Regions from separate parts of the Homo sapiens genome. Here region 1 is linked to region 2. A link is an interaction called in ENCODE POLR2A ChIA-PET data of the cell type or tissue named here. Cell type or tissue: Panc1. All regions are shown on one strand. Links, peaks and the distances in the headings refer to the core of each region. The heading gives the core; the rest is flanking DNA. Region 1 overlaps ROBO1 (roundabout guidance receptor 1). Region 2 overlaps ROBO1 (roundabout guidance receptor 1).

What was found. Peaks named below come from ENCODE experiments on the same cell type or tissue, not always from the same donor. Only the 100,000 strongest peaks of a DNase experiment are listed, where the experiment ranks them.
Region 1: POLR2A ChIA-PET joins it to region 2 with 5 read pairs; 5 of 35 experiments call an interaction of 5 or more read pairs at or near these places.

The regions. Positions count from the first base shown.
Region 1 is chr3:78,919,939-78,927,126 of GRCh38, forward strand. All of the region lies in intron 4 of ROBO1 (roundabout guidance receptor 1), which reads right to left. Among named protein-coding and RNA genes, the nearest start is that of MIR3923, 580 kb to the right of the region's middle. In Panc1, for the core only: no CTCF peak of the experiment used is centred there; no DNase peak of the experiment used is centred there.
Region 2 is chr3:78,851,675-78,858,862 of GRCh38, forward strand. The region is part of intron 4 of ROBO1 (roundabout guidance receptor 1); the gene reads right to left. Among named protein-coding and RNA genes, the nearest start is that of MIR3923, 650 kb to the right of the region's middle. In Panc1, for the core only: no CTCF peak of the experiment used is centred there; no DNase peak of the experiment used is centred there; H3K4me3 peaks cover 224 bases; H3K27ac peaks cover 1,034 bases.

The DNA.
Region 1 (7,188 bases), core at 1,908-4,407, 68 kb after region 2:
GGAACCAATTACCTGTGGCAGGGTGAAAATGTAATAGTTTCATGTGTAAGAAGGAATTAAATGTAAAACAATCCTAACATTGTACTGATTGTTATCTATGATTCAGTGTGAATTCGGAAAACAAATAGGAAAATGTAAATTAAAAACTGCGTATTTTGCAACATACTGACTACTATAGTAACAATTATATTCCCAAAGGAAATAAAATATATCATGCCTTAGCATTATTTAGTGAGAAGGTAATTGTCTTACATACAAGATGAATTTGTCCTACATTTCACTTTCATGATTAAGAATCCTTCATGATTAATGAAAGGCTTTAACTGTTAGAGACAAAATAACATAAGGATTATAGGCATGGACAATTTTTTTTTTCTTTTTTTTGAGATGGAGTCTTGCTCTGTTGCCCAGGCTGGAGTACAGTGGCACAATCTCAGCTCACTGCAACCTCTGCCTCCCAGGTTCAAGCAATTCTCCTGCCTCAGCCTCCTGAGTAGCTAGGATTACAGGCAGGTGCCACCACGCACGGCTAACTTTTTTTTATTTTTAGTAGAGACGGGATTTCACAATGTTGGTCAGGCTGGTCTCAAACTCCTGATCTGATGATCCGCCCACCTCGGCCTCCCAAAGTGCTGGGATTACAGGCATGAGCCACCGTACCCAGCCTTTCTTTTTCTTTCTTTCAGTTTTTTTTTTTTTTTTTTTTTTTTTTTTGACAGAAGGTTTTACTCTGTTACCCAGGCTGGAGTGCAATGACACAAACACAGCTCACTGCAGCCTCAACCTCTGGGCCGTCAAATGATCCTCCCATCACTGCCTCTCAACTTAGCCTCCAAAGTAGCTGGTACCACAGGTGCATGTCACCATGCTCAGCTGATTTTATTTTTTTACTTTTTTTAAATTTTATTTTACTTTATTTTTGCAGAGGCAAGATCTCAACATGTTTTCCCCAGAGTGGGCTCCAACTCCTGGCCTCAAGCAATCCTCCTGCCTCAGCATCCCAAAGTGTTGGTTATAACAGGCATGAGCCACTGCGTGTGACATGGCAAATTTATTTAAACTACCTGAGCCTCGGTTTCATAATCTCAAAGTAAGAATATTAGTAATACCTACTTCACTGAATTGTTCTGAGGATGTAGTAAATTAATAAACATAAATCAGTGCCAGACACATAGTGAACACAAAGTACTGGCAATTGTTACAATTAACATGATCTTTCACCTCAAATTCTTCCTCAACTATAAAAAACTTAGACTATTTTATAATATGGTTTTCCACAAAACAATTTATCCCACTAAGTCAAATATAAAATAGATATAAATTAATTATGTTAGCTTTATTTAAATCACAGTATTTTTCTTCCTTTGGGTCTGTTCAGAATTTCAGTGGCAATTATGCATATATATATAAACACAATTTCCATAGCATAAGTACCCTCTCTATGGCGCTTAAAAATCTTCCAAACATCCAGGAATGTACTTAAGCAGTTTGATTAGCCCCTTATGTCAGATAAATGAACAGTTTTATAAACAATAACTGCAACACAGGTCATTTTGAAATGAGAGATTCCCTGTAGTACAGTAAATGTCCCAAATGGAATGCCTCTGAAATAATACGATTTTGTTCGCAATATAAGCTCACCTTATTTTAGGAAAGTAACAAGCATTTTTCAAAAGTTTTTGAGTAACAATACAAATGGGTATGTTTGTATATAAAATATGTAAAAGTTCACTGACACAGAAACACACTTTTAAACAGGGAACAAAATCTGGCATGAATAGTTAAAGTTTTCAAAATATTATGTACAAGGAAAACACAACACATATAAAAGAACAGGAAACAGCTCTAACAATCCTTTTTTTTTTTTTTGAAACAGAATCTTGCTCTGTCCAGGCTGGACTGCAGTGGCACGATCTCAGTTCACTGCAACCTCCGCCTCTCGGGTTCAAGCGATTCCCCTTCCTTGGCCTCCCGAGTAGCTGGAACTACTGGCGTGCACCACCATGCCCAGCTATTTTTTCTTATTTTAGTAGAGATGGGTTTTTCTTATTAATAAGAGAAAATTTCTCTTATTTAGTAGATCATGAGGTCTGCCCACCTCGGCCTCCCAAAGTGCTGGGATTACAGGCAGCTCTAACCATCTAAGAAATCAAATATACAAAAGATAAACTAGGTTTACATGGTATTGAAGGCATGTACAGGCAGTCAACATAATAGTTGCTGTGAGAAGATAATACAAATCAAAGGCTAAAGTTGCTCTTCCAATTTGAAGACCAAAAAACTAACCTCTCACCTGAATGGATTCCCTGACCCCCAAGTCATCAACCAAAAATGTTCAGGAAAATCATGGAGGAACGTGCCTTCTGGAAACAGGCTTCATTTCTGCCAAAAATGATCATGGTCTACCCTTACCTACCAATGTATCCTAGACAGACACTCAAAGGTCCTATCATCAGGCTAAAAGGCTAGAAACATCAACAAAAAATATACAAATTCTCATAGAAAAGCATAATTTCAAAGAAAAGTTCATAGGCAAGGTAGTCAGAGCTAACTAATTTAAAGTCCTCTCCCTGTCTTTCTCCTTCTCCCTCTTCCTCTCCCTATCCTCTCTCGATTACTTTTTTATAAAACCACTGTCTGATTTTCTTCTTCTCCTTCTTCTTCTTCTTTTTTTTTTTTTTTTTTGACAGAGTCTCATTCTTGTTCTGTCACCCAGGCTGGAGTGCAGTGGCACGATCTCAGCTCACTGCAACCTCTGCCTCCCGGGTTCAAGCGATTCTCCTGCCTCAGCTTCCCGAGTAGCTGGAATTACAGGCATGCACCACAACGCCTGGCTAACTTTTGTATTTTTAGTAGAGATGGGGTTTCACCATAGTCTCGAACTCCTGACCTCAAGGGATCCACCCGCCTCTGCCTCCCAAAGTGCTGGCATTACAGGTGTGAGCTATCGCATCTGGACTCATTGTCTGATTTTCTTTCAGGCACTAAGACTGCAGTTTTGCAAAACCATTAGAAATATCAGAAGTTCTAAGGACATCATTGACTATTTAATAAAGATAATTATCTCTTATCTGGATAATGCCTATCTCTGACTAGTGCAAATTATTTTCCAATAGTTATCCAATTATGCAATTATTAAGCAAGATAACATATAGCATTGCCCTCTTATAGACAAGAAAATGAAGTCACAGAGTTCCAGAGATACTATCAGGTCCTTACCTTTCAGCCCCAGAAAATCAGCTTCAAGAGTTAAGCTCAGAGTACATTCATTCACTAAACATTTTTGAGACTTTTTCTGTGCCAGGTACTGTTCTAGATCAGCAGTTATTAGGAGTTACAAGGTCCTTATCCTCATGGAACTGACATTTCATGAAGGAAACTCAATGGTAAGCAAAAATATCTTATTCACATGATCCCATCCCTGGTTTGTTTCATTTATTTTTTGCAAGTCATTTTCTAAAGTGGAAAGGGACTGATTAATATCTTCCCTTTCCCCAGGACCAGAGTGACTGTCCATAGAATTGTAGATTGCCACCAGACAGATTCCAGAGACTTCAGCTGAATCAGAGAAAAAGCTTTAAATGGTGTGTGTAATGCTACTCTATAGTAGTCTCCGCTTTTCTAGAAAATTGAAATGCCGCTAAGGGAAGAAAGAAATGATGTGACTGGAAAGAAGAGGAAGAAGTGAGAAACTTCTCATTCCAGAAGAAGTTACTCCTTCCTCAAGCCACCTCTCCAGCTCATCAACTCAAGCTGCCCGAGAAATCTGTCCCCATAGGAGGTCCTCTGGCCTCTACCCTTCCAGGAGCTTCAGTGGAGCAACAGCTCTGATTACTTGAGTTCCTCTAAGAAGGTGAACTGATTTCCTGAGTTCCTCTGAGAAGGCGAAGGAGGCGATGCAAACAGTCCCTCAAAGTAGGAACTTGTGTTTTATGTGGAATGAATGAGCTATGTTTTCAAATTGGTTAATACTTGCATTTATAACAGTACTTGTTATATATGTAGTATTATTGAATTATGACCTGAACTCCTTAGGGAAGAAAAAAAAGGTGATGTCTAAATTGAGTCAACTCTGTTATCCAACAAAAGAAAAAAAAAATACACATATATAAATACATATACACACATACATGTATAAGTATGTATACATACACATACACACATTATAAAACATGATGTATAGCTATGAGAAATGGTGCTTTTGAATAATAAAAAAGTGAATAATTAGGAAGACATTTATACCAAGCTATCTAATATACACTTAGTATTCTAAAATGTGACAGTTACATCTAAACTTGAAGCTGCAAAATAATTTCAAATTAAATATTAATCAAACGTACAATTATATCTAATCAATTTCATGCTTTGCCTTTTTAAAGAACTAAAGCAAACTGAAATATAAATTATTTATAAGAAAAATAATCTATAATAACATGGAGCTAATTATCACAGTCATTGTAGCATTTCAGGGCAAGGTTAGAGGGAGAGGGATTCCTTTGTTCATATTTTCCCCCTCTGAAATTTCATGAATAAATCATATGTTTCAACTTTATTTTTAAAAAATAAAAAATATTTGGATCTGACATTCTAAAAACACTGAAAAACAAAAAAGAGCTGTAACTGCATCTGTAACAGGCATATTAAAATATTTCTTCAGTGTGTGTGTGTGTTTGTGTATACTTTCTGTGTTCAATAAAATCCCTTTAAAACTGAACGACTCCAGTTAAATTAACTTTTTTCCTACCTCCCCTAAGTAGCATTAATCATTATAGCTTAGAAAATGGTTACTATCAGCACATCTCAGTCAAAGGAAGCAAGCTGCAATGGCAAAGGCTGTGACATTCTAGTTTCTGAATTTTGTGTCTCACTTTAAACAAAAGCAGAGTGTTCCAAAAATAATTAAATATTTAGAGTCTTAAATATTTAATATCTGTAAATTGTTTTACATTTACATGGAAATATTTATATTTTAAAATACTTAAATTAATAATTTTGATAATTTAAAAATAAAGTAGCAATTGTTTTTAAATCTATTATTTTTTTAATTTAATATTTTAAAAATCTAAATTCCAAATTATTTTCAAGGTTCTATGTTGTCATGCCTTTTAATTGAGTTTCAAGCGGTACATGTTAGGTTATTAAAGTAAACATTGAGGTAAACTTTTACACTATACATTTAGCTATAATGTTAATGAATACTTTTTTCTGCTTATGTAACAATTTAAGGAAACTTTTGCTTATTTCTAGTGATGTCCATCAATGCATATTCCCCTTTAAATACCTATGTATAATATCTGCTGTTTAGTATAGATTCTGAAACATAATTTCATTCTACTTAAGGTTCACTAAATTTTATAGTCAAATTTTATCATCTGAGCTAATGATCAGAATATGTATTAAATAATGTTGTACTTGAAGCTCTTTTGAAAAAGCTGAGCTGCATTGGACACTCACAAATATGACTTCTAATTAGTTTATTCTAGAAAAAAATTATTTGTTTCCAAACAGGAAAAAAATGAGGCATAAGGCCGAGCAGGTATAAAAATATGGATAATTTGTGCGCAATCACTCATTTCCACTGTGGGAACAAAATGTAAATTGTACCTTACCCTTCAAATATAACGAAAAACACCTTTTTTCATTGATGTTGGTTGAAAAGAATCTTTGTATACAATCTTTTATTGACAAAAAATTAATAATAATACTTTTGTGACCTGTGCCAGGTACTACAAGGTATACACAGCGGTGAGAAGTAAGTGCCAAATACAGAAGAATGAAGATTTCCTCACAATGCAGGAGTGACATACTATGATAAAGGGATAGAGGGTGGTCCATTTATGGTTACCTTTAACTTGTGGTGGGTGTGGGAGGAGTGGGGATAAAGAAAAAGAGCCCAGGTGGAAGTGATGGCTCTGCTGAACTCTGAAGCAAAATGTACTTTTTTTTTTTTGAGACAGAGTATCGCTCTGTTGCCCAGGCTGGAGTACAATGGCGCCATCTCAGCTCACTGCAACCTCCGCCTCCCAGGTTCAAGCAACTCTCCTGCCTCAGCCTCCCCAGTAGCTGCCACTCCAGATGCCCACCCCCACACATGGCTAATTCTAGCATTTTTAGGAGAGATGGGGTTTCATCATGTTGGCCAGGCTGGTCTCAAACTCCTGACCTCATGATCCACCCGCCTCAGCCTCCCAAAGTGCTGGGATTATAGGCGTGAGCCACCACACCCAGCCAATATATACATTTTACTAGATCAAAGGGATGGGGTTGAATTCTAGGCCACAATGCTGGGGTCATATAGATCCTTGGAAGTCATTTTTAAAAATTAAGACTTTAGAAGCAATTGAGAATCTCTGAGTGAGCATCTAGAGGGACTGATGAGATTTGTACTTGCAAAAGAGTATTATAGTTACTAAGATGAGAAATAATGGTGATTCTGATTCAAATTGCAAAGGAAATGGAGATAAGTGGGAAAATACTGAAGCTGTTCAGGAGAAAACATCAGCAAGACCTGAGGCTCAACTGCTGTGGAAAGAAAGTCGGGAAGAATCAATCGCAGGTTTCTGGTCTGGAGGGTTGGATGGATAATGGCATCATTATCATCGTTAGGAAATAATAGAGGAAAGTCAGGAATGAGAAGCAAGATGAAAAGTCGCATTTTGGACATTTGAGCTGCAGGTACCACCAGGACCTCCAAATGGAGCTGAGTATAGAGGTTCAGGCTGGGGATGAGAGAACAGAGAGTGAATCAGGACAAAATTGGTATGTGAATGCAAGGAGGTGGGTGTGGTCTTCAGGGTAAGTCATAAAGCAAAAAACAAAGCCTATGACAAATCCTCGAGAAATGGAATATTTTAGCTATAGGCCAAGAAAGACTCAGCCAGATGAATAAGAGGAAAATCATATAAAGCCACTATACATTCTCTATATGGCCTATCTCAGGCATTAAATTTAAACCAATCTGGTTAAATGTCCTAACTTCGGTTACATGAAAGTTGGATGCAATCCTGATATAGCTGGGTGCCATGAAATTCTAGGAAAGAGAATATTTCAAAAAAAAAAGGTCAACTATGTCAATTGCTGACAAGAGGTAAATTATATCCATTATAAAAAGCAAAGTTTAGAAAGCTGAGATCAAGGCCATTAAGAGTAACAGGATATCAGTGAGAGAGTGGGATAAGGCCACACATG
Region 2 (7,188 bases), core at 1,782-4,281:
TTATTAAATTGTACATCAGTACTGTCAAGTAACATTTATTGATCCTCATCAATATAAAGTACAAATAATACAATGAGCAAGTTAATAGAATATTTAAGAATAAAACAACAAAAAGCATGGATAACTTTTATAATAGGTAAATCAGTCATTGCTGTTGAGATTTTGATTTCTTTAGGTTAATTCTCTTCATTTAATCCAAAATAATGTATAGACTGTCAGCCAACACATTAAAAAAACTATTAAAAATTGAGTGATTTTTTTTAGGATAATATATTAAACAGTATAAGCAAACATTTATGGGCCATTTATGGCCAGTTATCAATAAGGTTATGAATAATAATTTCTTCATATATTTTAAATTTAAGAAACACATTAAATAATGTGTATAGTTATTCCCAGAAATTTAATCCATGTTTTAATTTAGAATCAGTTCCTAGGAAATGAAACATAACTTCTATTATGTGTTCATTTTTAATGGTTTCTATCAATCCCTAAAGCCATTTAGGGATCTCATTTAGGATTATAGGATATTTATAATTAAGCAAAGCAATTTAATACATGTTAAGTAGAAGTGCAAAGATGATTTGTGGAAGAAGTACTTTAAACCTCTGTAACATATCTAGAGACTCCAATTAAATGAGAATCTTTATCATTATAAGAGATTTCTCTCTTCGGCATGGAAGAGAATGTCAGTTCTACTTTCTGTAGTGTAGTGTGTTATAACAACTCTTATTAAATATACTTCCAGTGACAAAACTCTTTAACAGGAGACTGGCAATTCAGTTATTATTAAGAAATCACCAACCAAAAATTATTTAAAAAACTGTGGTCAGCATCATGATTTAATTCATTTTTGTTGTAATTTTTCATTAGAATCATTTAATGCTTGCCCAGTGTTTAATCCTTTGTCCTCAATATTTTATGCCCTGTTATTTTAGCAATGAGAAGGAAGGCTCCTGTGAATGAGACAAAGGATTTAGGCAGGGATCAAATCATGAAAGACTTTGGGTAACAGGCTAAGGAATATGGATTTTACCATGAAGGCAATAGGACCCTTTGAGAGATCTTAAGGAAGGAAATGATAACTTTGAATTCACATATCAAATAGGTTTTCATAATAACTGTGTGACAAACACAGTTTCAAAGGGATGAAGTATATAGGCAAAGGCACCAGCTAAGAAAAGACAAATGGTAGTGATGTATTGTGAGCTATTTGGCCAACAGATACTATTCACGGTAGCCACTGAATGGGAATAGAATGGTTCATAGGTTTATGCATATAAAAAAGAAGGTGGCATTAAAAACTGTCTGGGCCAATTTCATTCATGGAGACAAGAAAAAAAGAAGGAACAGATTGGAGGAAATTAGACATTCCATTTCAGACATTTGCTTTTTGAGGTGACTACAGGATGTTCAAGTGGAAATGATAGTAAACATTTGGCACTTATCAGTCTGTAGCTTAGAAGACAGTTCTGGGAGTCATCAGTTATATAAGTGGTTTGAAGAGCAGGGGAGAAGAAGGAAGGAGGATGGAAGAAAAGGAGTACGGGAGAGGTGATGGGAGGGAGGAAGAAAGGAGGAGGTAAGTTAAGCAAAAGTAGCACATAAAGGAGACAGAAAACTGAGGAGCAGCAAATACACATACACACTCTCTATATTTAGAGAGAGAAAATATGTAATTTTTGTATATATACATACAAATATTAAGTATAGGATATGTGCATATATATACAGTATATATACATATATAATATATATTGTATTTCATATATAGTATGTATGTGTGGGGTGTGTGTGTGTGTATGTATGTATGTATTTATTTATATATTGTGATGGTTAATTTTGTATGATCTTGGCTGGGCTATGGTACCCAGTCATTTGTTCAAACAGCAGTCTAGATGTTGCTATAAAGGTATTTTTTAGATGTGATTAAAATTTAAATCAGTAGACTTTGAGTAAGGCAAATTACCCTCCATAATGTGGCTGAACCTCATCCAACCAGTTGAACGCTGTATTAGTCCATTTTCACGCTGCTGATAAAGACATACCTGAGACTGGGTAATTTATAAAGAAAAAGAGGTTTAATGGACTCACAGTTCCACGTGACTGGAGAGGCCTCACAATGATAGCGGAAGGCAAAAAGGACATCTTATGTGGTGGCAGGTAAGAGAGAATGAGAACCAAGAGAAAAGGGTTTCCCCATATAAAACCATCAGATCTCATGAGACTTATTCACTACCAGGTCAACAGTATGGAAGACACCACTCCCATGATTGAATTATCTCCCACCAGATCCTTCCCACAACACATGGGAATTATGGGAGCTACAATTCAAGATGAGATTTGGGTGGGGACACAGCCAATCCATATCAAACACCTTAAGAAAAAATGTTGAGGTTCTCTAAGGAAGAAATAATTCTGCCCCCAGACTGCCTTTGGATTCAAGACGGCAATATCCACTCTTCCCTGAGTCCTTAATCTGTGGGCATGCCCTGTAAATTTCAGTTTGCCTGCCCCCACAGTCACACAATTATGTGAGCCATTTCTCTATGGTTCCCCTGAATACATACATATATATAATATATATATTATATACATAATCAATATGATGTATTATATATAAAACTATAAATATAATTTTTATTAGTATATATTTATTACTATTATATATAATATGTTGTATATAAAAATATAAATACATACATATAATATATATGTGTGTGTGGGAGTGTGTGTACACATAGAGAGAGACATATATCTTACTGGTTCTATTTGTCTGGAGAACCCTGACTAATATAATCACTTAACAGTCAAGTAATATTTTTATGTGTCAAAAATATATATGCAAAAATATTAAGAAGGGCTTTCTTTGTGTGGCAGGATTATTAATACATTTTAACTTCTTCTTTATTCATGTCTCTATTCTATGATTTTCTTGAAAAAGCATGTATTAGTTTTATAATTAGAAACAAGCAATAAACTGTTTTAACTACAAGACTTAGAAATTCATAGTACAACTCATGAATAAATCATTTTATTGCAAATATTAAAATTTTTCCAAGGTGATACACGTTGGCAATTGCATACAATTTTAATATAGAAATTTGTCTAAAAAAATGCGATGAAGATTATAGGTTCCTTTCACATATTTCAACTAACTTTTATAGTTTGCCAAAATATTAAAGGTTTTAGAAAACATAGGACAAACAAGAGTTTTCCAGGGAACCAAAATTTATTTGTACTTCGATAGAATGATATAACCTATCTTAAAAAACATGGTTTTATCTTGAAAAGGATGTGAGTTGGTCAGCAAAAGAACAAACAAAAGGAAGGTCATAGAACAGAAGTTTTATTGGGATTAAACATCCAACTATGATCCACTGAAGAGTATGCCAATATATAAGCACATGATTTATCCCTTCCTGGGGACACACAGAGTGTCTGATTTGAAAAAAAAAAGCCATAAGGACCATAAGCCTGAAGCCACTAAACACTTGAATGGTACCTTGATCACTTACGCTGATTTCATGTTCACCCAGCAGTATCCCAAATGGAGTCTGCATTTGTAGTTCGACTATTCAAAACAGATTTGGTGTCTGGAGAACCTAAGTGCCCAAGTTAGCATTCTGGTTCACATACTAATACGTCTCTCTGAGCTTGATTAACGTAAGTCTACTCTGAGAATTAGATCTGCTCTTGGAGTGCTAACAAACCAGTTTTCCAAGCCTGCAAAGTCAGGCAGAGCCTGGGCAACTGTAAATTCACCAAGGCAAGTTCACCAGTGCCACAATACCTGGATAGATTATTTGCTTTAAACAAATGAAACACCTCCGCACTGCTAGGATATGTGGATTTTTTCATTAACATTTTATATCATAAGTATTCAAATTAGATGGTCCTTAAGAGTTAAAATTTCTTAGATAACCTCACTAAGCTATGCTTTACTTATTATTATGTGTCTTTAAACTTTTCTGCTCAGACTTCATGCTGTATCCTGTTACAGCTGATAAACTAGCATTACTTGAAGCTTAACTTTAAGACTAGGTCACAGACAAGAATAACAAGGAAGAAACGTCTGTTTTAAAGATCATTAAACAGAAAAAAAAATTGCTTTAAAAAATCCTAATATGAACAAAGAATTGCAAAAGAAAAAGTATCACAAACACCTCACTCAGTCAACATAAAATTATGAAAACTTTGGAGAATATTTTTTTTTCCTTTTTAAATACTAACGGAAATGAAACCAGGAAACGTTATCAGGATCAAAAATTACTTTTACATGCTGTTTTTATTATACTAAGAAGAGAAAAATTTAAAACTCAAAATATAGTCAATTCCAAGGGAATATTCAGAAATGACACACTACCAGAACTTTCCTTTTTCTTTTTTTTCAAGCTTCAGAGTAACAAATTACATTCTAAAAGGAAGATCTATTTCCTAAGTAATCTACATGATGGTTGTAATTCCTCTACGGTTTTCAGCATAAGAAATCAGTTTTAAACACAAAATCTGTATTACTGTTTCTAGGCCTCATTATACATTTTTACATGGAACACAAAAACTGGAGCTAAACTTGAGAGGTACATTTAACCTACAACAAATAACCTAGCAAAAAAAAGAAAAAAAAAAAAAAACAGTATGAGAAAATCCAGGGGAAAAGGCCAAGAACAACCACATAAACAAAGTGAATAAACATGTCACCAGAAGACTATAGACGCTATCTGAAGCCAAATAACTTTCCTATGCTTATTACAAGGATGTCATCCTGAGAGATAAAATATAGTATCATAAATTTGAAGGTCATTGAATTTTTCAAGGTAACCCAAACATTGTAAGGACATGCAATTAATTCTCTCAACATTTAGCGTATAACCAATAATTGCAAGAGTCCAAGCTATATCAAATGAAGTCTATATCTACTTATGTGCCCTGACCTTTAGGTGGAGTCCAACTTAATAAAAATAAGAAAATAATAAAAATAAATAAAAATAAAAATAAAAATTACCCAATCTCCTTTGATATATTTTATGTTTAGTACATAATGAAAGAAAAAAGTGTTTTCTTTTTAAAAATTATATTTCATATAACACTGTTCAATGTTTTATATATTTTATATATACAGTTTAATGAATAATCTGCATTTTATTAAAATACATTTGCGCATTCTAGATAGCCAAAATATCCTATAAAAGAAAGACATTTGGAAAGTCTCACCATTATTTTCTCTAATACTAACAAGCACCTCCTAGGCCTATTTTTAATCTTTTAAAATTCTCATTTCAAACTAAGCTTTGATTTTTTCTAACAATGTTTACAGCATTAACTAAAGGCTAATTTTATTGGACAAGTCAGTCTTTAAAACAATTGCATTTGTATCTATACTCATTCAAAAATCAACAATTAGAGCTCTGATGATAAATATTATTTATGACATTTATTCACACAATATTCATCCTTTTAAAAATTGCTTTTTTAGGCCTCAAATGGGTGGCATAATCATTAGACAACAAATTTGTGAAAACAAATGAATGTGGTAAAGTACTGAAAATGTCTACATAAAAAAGGTTGTAGCCTCATAGGCAAGTTTCATTTTTATCTATTAGACATGGGTACACATTATATGAGAAATATGTCTTACAATCACAGTAGGTTAATCAGCTGTCTTAAAAACTTAACATTTTAAAATTTTAAATGTTTTATGCTTTAGACAATTAATCATAAGGATTAATTTAAGAGTTAGCATCCATTGAGTCCTTATTCTGAGTGTGGTATTTTGAAGTGTCCCCTATTCTCAATAGCCCCAAAGATGTCAACTCTAAATATTCCTGTTTTAGATATGAGAAAACAGACTTAAAGAAGTTAAGGCAGTGGTTCTCCAAGTGTTTTTCCCAGACCAGCAGCATCAGCATCAGCATCATATGGGAACATTTTCGAAAGGCAAACTCTCAGACCCCACCCCAGACCTGCTGACTCAGAAACTCTGGACGTGGCCAGAAATCTGTGTTTTATCAAGCCCTCCAGGTGACGCTGGTGCACAGTGAAATGTATACTCACAGCATTAAGGAAATTTGCCTAAGGATACACATCTAGGAATTGGTGAAACTAGATGGGAACCCAGGTTGGTCTCCCTCTTTTGAAATCCAGGCGTTAACTCATAAGGCCTTTGGTTAAGGGCGACCCTTTTTCTCTGAAATCAGTATTACTTTCTAGAAGGATTACTTTCAGTAGAGAGAGTGTACTGAACATAATGGAAACTTTGATGTTACCAAATCTTACAATGCCTCAAGGTCATCACTCTGACAAATGTTCAACTGTCATGTAGAACACAGGAAATTCCTGATATATTGTCAAGATTTGAGACTGAAATATCGGATGCCTCCAGCTCCCAGCTAACTCACCACCCCACCTTTGTCAGCCCACAAACAGGTCTTCATCATTAAACAGCGAGGAGTAGGGGGACAGGGCTTTAAGTGTGGCTAGCTCATAAGGAGACTTATTTAAATAAAGTTAGAAAGCAGGAACAACCGGGGACAGTCATTCCCTTACAGGACACACCACAGGAAATCAGGAGCAAGAGATTAATTCCCAAACCCCTAAAACTGTTCTCATTCATCTCTTCAGTCATCTCAGACCCCTCCTTCACCAGGACCAAAGGCAGACTGTTGATGATGAACTATGCTGTCACCTAAACTGCTGTCACTAGCCCAAACAATGTCATGAATCAGTGTTGGCCAGTCTCAGCAGCTGCAGATCCTTAGAAAGTGGAAAACTGGGTGAGATGCAGTGGCTCACACTTGTAATCTCAGGACTTTGGGAGGCCTAGGTGGATGTATCACTTGAACCCAGGAGTTTGAGACCAGCCTGGGCAACATGGCAAAACCCTGTCTACCAAAAAAAAAAAAAAAAAAAAAGGAGAAGAAGAAAAATTATCTGGGCATGGTAGCGCAGGCTTGTAATCCCAGCTACTCAGGAGGCTGAGGTGGGAGGATTGCTTGAGAACGGGAGGTGGATATTGCAGATCTCACCACTGCACTTCATCCTGGGCAACAGAGTGAGACCCTGACCCCCACTCCGTCCACCTCCCCCACCCCACCCCCCGCCAGAAAACATAAAAAAGAAGAAAAAGGAAAATAGAAAGCGGGAGCCTGAAATGAGAGTAGGTGAGTATCCAAAACACTTCATCTAATG